2 separate regions of the Homo sapiens genome follow, and region 2 is linked to region 1. The links are chromatin loops, found by intact Hi-C in ENCODE. Cell type or tissue: endothelial cell of umbilical vein. All regions are shown on one strand. Links, peaks and the distances in the headings refer to the core of each region. The heading gives the core; the rest is flanking DNA. Region 1 has its middle 280 kb from the start of LINC02398. Region 2 has its middle 23 kb from the start of LINC02468.

What was found. A loop is a pair of places that touch in the nucleus more often than their neighbours do. Peaks named below come from ENCODE experiments on the same cell type or tissue, not always from the same donor. Only the 100,000 strongest peaks of a DNase experiment are listed, where the experiment ranks them.
Region 2: a loop joins it to region 1, with 5 times the contacts of the local background. A loop is called at or near these places in 1 of 110 quality-filtered maps.

The regions. Positions count from the first base shown.
Region 1 is chr12:19,737,972-19,740,800 of GRCh38, forward strand. No RefSeq gene overlaps it. Among named protein-coding and RNA genes, the nearest start is that of LINC02398, 280 kb to the right of the region's middle. In endothelial cell of umbilical vein, for the core only: a CTCF peak has its summit at 1,422 (motif pointing right); a DNase peak (open chromatin) is centred at 1,420; H3K27ac peaks cover 785 bases.
Region 2 is chr12:20,149,461-20,152,289 of GRCh38, forward strand. No RefSeq gene overlaps it. Among named protein-coding and RNA genes, the nearest start is that of LINC02468, 23 kb to the left of the region's middle. In endothelial cell of umbilical vein, for the core only: no CTCF peak of the experiment used is centred there; a DNase peak (open chromatin) is centred at 1,561; H3K27ac peaks cover 791 bases.

The DNA of each region.
Region 1 (2,829 bases), core at 251-2,750:
TTTAATATTTTAATAACTGTCTTTTCCATACAACTTCACAGCATATCATTGTGAGAAAATAAAACATCCTTAAAACCAAGAATAAATGAATTGTTAGGAGACTATTTTTATAAATAAGACAGAAAATTAATAGGAATGCCAAGGATCCTTAAAAGCTATGCTTGTCTGTCTCTTGGGTTCTTGGTAATATTGAACTTTATCTCTTTAGAATAATTTTTTTTTCTAGTTAAATGCTTTTTACATAGAAAGTTTCAAGTAGTTTTTTTGAATGAAAAATATTCCAGTTGTTTCACACTCCTCCTTAGATGTCTTTTCAGCATTGCCCTATACAGTTATCCAACATTTCAGGCAATGGAGTAAATTTTCCTGAGATTACCTCAGACTTACTTGAATTAGTAATCTGATTGAATTTTATTTGTTTTATGTGAAACATTCCCTGAGCATCTCCATTGCTATAGGGGATCCTGTTGGAAGAGAATCTTCTCTGAAGGGGATTTTGCGGGTAAGAAAGGGTTAAAAAGACCGGCGCGGCGGCTCACGCCTGTAATCCCAGCACTTTGGGAGGCCGAGGCGGGCGGATCAGGAGGTCAGGAGATTGAGACCATCCTGGCTAACACGGTGAAACCCTGTCTCTACTAAAAATACAAAAAATTAGCCGGGCGTGGTGGTGGGCGCCTGTAGTCCCAGCTACTGGGGAGGCTGAGGCAGGAGAATGGCGTCAACCCGGGAGGCGGAGCTTGCAGTGAGCCGAGATCCCACCACTGCACTCCAGCCTGGGCGACAGGGCGAGGCTCCGTCTCAAAAAAAAAAAAAAAAAAAAAAAAAGAATAATAGTGCTCCTGGTAGCCCAGAAGTTAATACCACACTATCCCACAGAGGAGAGTCAGTTAGTGTTTCATTGTGGCCTTCATCTACCTATTGATGCCAGTGTGGAGGCATGAAGTTATGCTTAAATCTGATATATGATTTTCCAAGTTAACTGTGTGTTCTTTCTTTCTTAATTAAACCCCGTCTATAGAGTTACCATTCAGGTTTCTGCTATTAAACTGAGGGATCTTTTGATGATTGACACCATTTCCTGCTGTACAAACACTCCAAATATTCTAGTTTTCTCAGAAGCTTTTAAAGAAAGACACTATCTACTTACCTTTGGACCCAATAGATTTGTAGCTTTTCGATATGGTAAATATTGTAGGATATATTTAAATTAAGTACTTATTTAGTTTGTGGAGTAATATTTTGCTATACTCATATGCTTTGTGTATTTTGGACACTTGGAAAAATGATTATTGTATTTAAGCTCCACACATCAAGTTATTGAAAAGCTCAGGGTTTTCATCAAAGCAGAATGTAGGTAAGTTTCATAAGTATTTTACTGTATAAAGTTTTAAAGACACAATTAGACAATTTAGGCCAGCAGATGGCACTCTTACCTTTGTCCTCATTTGAAGAGATGTTTGAGGTTGTGGCAACTTCTCTCATAACTAGATCTCAGAAACTGTTGAAAATTGCATTTTCCTATTTTTATTTAAACACAGTTTTATAAAAAAGCAATAAAGTTATTTTTACGTTGATAGAGAAAAGTGGATGAATGGACAAAACCATTTCTATAGATAGTCTGTTCAATTATTTGTTAGCACGTGAAATAGTTAAGATCCATATGGATGAAAAATGCTCTTACTGCAAATGCGTTCTATATTGTATAAGTGTCTTTTCTTTCTTATTTATGAACTCAGAATCTTAATCTGATAAATCCAGCTGGATGAACAATAGAATGAGAACAATGCTCCTCTTGTCTTTTGTTTCTTGGATTTCATATAATAGCTTGAAATCATAGGATCTTAGTGCTATAAAGAGCCTTGGAGATCATTTAGTTGAACATGCAAACTTTTAGGTGAGGAAACCAAGGCCCACAGAGGTGAAATGACTTGTCCAATTTGAAGGTAGAAATACTGCTTTTAGTTAAAAGCAGAAAACAGGACTCACTGTCTTCAGAGCAAAGCTGCACAAGAACCTTATGCTTTATAATTGCATTTTGCTCCGTTATTCTCTGACGGAATGGAAGGCAAGGGAGCTTTGGCCACTTGACTTATTGGTGGAGATCGATAAATTTGTCATGTTTCTTCTGCTTTTGCTTTTTTTCATAAAACTGCACACAGCAGCTAAGAATTCAGAAATGCCCCTCAGATATATCTAAATATCCAAATCAGGCAAAAAACATATGGTAGGAATCTTTTTTCGTGGTAATTACAAATTTAAAGAGGGATACACACATTTTTAATAAAGTTTAATTTAATAAAAAAGGGGCATACCAAGACTAGGGTAATCTACATGTTGCAGATATAAAATGTCCGAACTCTGAACTAGTTAACTGAGTAGTTAGTTCATTTGCAGTGGAGATATTTGTGGAACCAGGGAACATTCATAAGCAGTACGGGATTAGTAGGATAGGGTATCCAGTTGGTGTTCAAGAATATCAGTATACAAAAAGCATCTCATTTCTTTATTGTTATGAATCAAATTAAATATGGGTTATTCCATTTTCCTGGCTAGCAGGCTAGCAGGACATCCAAACTCAAGTTTTTTTTTCTTTTTCTTTTCTTTTTTTTTTTTTAAGGAGAACTTCCCTACTTCACGCAGAATGGGAAAAGACCCAAGGGGCTTAAATAAACCAGAAAAATTGGACCAGGGCCTCCATTCTCTGCCTTTGTTGATAGTCACTGAGATGTTTGTTGTTTAAGCTTGTGTGGTCCTTTTGGAGGCATTTCTCTTTTACCATTCACCGCCTTCGTGGGGCATTGACACAGAACCTTCACGCTGTGCAGGGTT
Region 2 (2,829 bases), core at 188-2,687, 410 kb after region 1:
ATCAGAGACATTGTGTTTGGAGGTACATAGACCACTTTGGTGCCTTTGGTGTTAAACTCATGGAGTTCTGAGTGGCCAGGGGCATTGTCTAATGTCAAAAGAACTTTAAAAAGCAGTCTCTTACTCTCAAGGTACATCCTGACTTCAGAGACAGAGCACTGACAGAACCAATCCAGAAAAAGGGTTCTCATCAAGGCCTTCTTGTGTACAACAAAAAGACTGGCAACTGGTGTTTATTTTCTACCTTCAAATCTCAGGGGAAGGCTGAGCATGGTGGCTCATGTGTGTAATCTCACTGCTTTAGGAGGCCAAAGTGGGAGGATTGTTTGAGGCCAGAAGTTCAAGGCTGCAGTGGGTCATGGTTGAGCCACTGCACTCCAGCCTGGGGAACACAGTGAGACCTTGTCTCTAAAACAAAACAAAGCAAAACGAACAACAACAAAAACAAAAACCTCAGGGGTTAGCAGCTCTATAGATAAGGATAGTCCTGATCATAAACCCAAATGTTTTTGCACAAAACGGTAGAGTTAGACTATCCTTTTCTGCCTTAAATCCTGGCATTCACTTCTCTTCCTTACTAATTAATGTTCATTGTGATATTTCTTTTTTTCTATAATAGGGCACTCTTATCTGCATTAAAAACCTGTTTAGGTAAATGTTCTTTATCTTCAACCATTTTCTTTCTTTTTTTTTTTTTTCTTTTTTTTTTTTGAGACAAGTTCTCTCTCTTTCCCAGGCTGGAGTGCAGTGGTGCGATCTGGGCTCACTGCAACCTACGCCTCCCAGTCTCAAGTGATCCTCCTAGCTCAGCCTCTTGAGTAGGTGGGACTACAAGTGCATGCCACCATGCCTGGCTTCATATGTGTGTGTGTGTGTGTGTGTGTGTATATATATATGTATGTATATATATATATATATGTATGTATGTATATATATATATGTATGTGTATATATATATGTATGTATGTATGTGTATATATATATATATATATATATATATACACACACACATTTTTTTTTTTGTAGAGGCAGGATTTCACCATGTTGCCCAGGTTGGTCTGAAACTCCTGGGATCAGGTGATCCACCCACGTTGACCTCGAAAGTGCTGTGATTACAGGTGTGAGCCACTGTGCTTCGCCTATCTACAATCATTTTCTTAATGGCATCTGGGAAGTTATCTGTTGCCTTTTGACTGGCAGAAGCTGCTTTTCCTATTATTTTGACATTTTAAAAGCCAAACTTCCTTCTAAAATTATCCAACAATCCTTTGCTGGCATTAAATTCTCCAGCTTTAGATCCTTCTTTTTGCTTTAAGCTGTCAGCTGCATTTTCAATATAAGATAAAAGGGTATCTGACAAAAAGTGTAAGGCTTTTGCACCTGCTGGTGTAGCTGCAGCTATGGGTTCACAAGTTTCCTTTCCATTTTTTCAATGGTCGTTATTGCTGGATTTATTTCTCTTGAAATGGCAGGGCTACTGCAGTTACAGATCTCAATCTCTGATGCATATCCGGCAATTCAACTTTGTCTTGTAATGTCGTGACTGCTGTGTGCTTCTTGGGAGCATTGCCAGCATCACTAGTGGCACTTCGTATGGATCACATGGTGTGATTCAAGGTTTAAAGTATTGCCCTAAACACAATAAAAAATATGAGAGAACTGCAAGAGGCCATTTTTTTTCTGTGATGTGCAATTTACTGTTGAGACAAACTGCTCATGCAGAGATGATTAGCATCACAAGTCATTTAAAATGGATATTTGCAACACTTGAGCTCACTGCAATAGCCATAGGAGGTAGCTATGAAACTGTTACAGTAGTACAGTGTGAACTACAGTTAATTTCATGCCATTTTAAAACCACATCTTTACATTTGTTTATGTTTCTCTTGACTGCAAATGGTACCATGTATGGCGTATGTTTGTGTACGTAACTTTAGTTAAACATAAAGCTTTACTTTGATAAACCTAAACTTCTTATAATAGCTTTCTGTATGTTTTATGGTAGTAAATAAGTAGACTAGTATCTACATATATTTCATACATTCAAGACATATCCAACTTTTTCTTATATTTTTTAAATATTTGAGAGCTTTTAATAAATTGTCACAAATCTCCAAAAATTTTTTCAGTATATTTACTGAAATAAAACCAGTGTATGTGTGGACCCATGTAATTCAAACCCGAGTTGCTTAAGGGTCAACTATAGATAAAGCTATGAAGATTTCATATTTGTTTTTGTGCTAATTTTGGTAAATTTTGTTTTTCTAAAAAATATTTTTAAAATAAAATTTATTGTCATAAAGTTGTTTATATATCCTAGGATAAGATGTGGTTCCTTAACCAAAAACATCAGTATATTCTGGGATATTGTTAGAAATGCAAATTCTTAAGCCATGTGCCAGACCTACTGAATAAGAAGCTCTAAAGATGGGGTACAACACCTTGTATTTTAAGAAGGCCTCAGGTGATCCTAATGGGTGCCAACGTTTAAGAACTGCTGCTCTGTTAAGCTTCTGCAGTAGCCTGCAATGTTGGTATGCAGTCTTTTCATTATTATTTTATCATAATATTATTATTTTATTTTAATTTTCTACTGTGATTTCTTCTTTGATAGAAGGGTTATTTAGACAGGTTTTGCTTAATTCTTAAATCTTTGTGGGTTTTTTTGTTTTTTATTTCAAACTTAATTTCATGATGGTCAGAAAGTAAATTTTGTATGATGTTAGTTCTTAGAAATTTGTATATATTCATTTTTGATACTGGTTTCATGTGAACCAGAAAAGAATGTGCACACTGAAGTTTTTAGTACAGCGCTGATATATATTAATT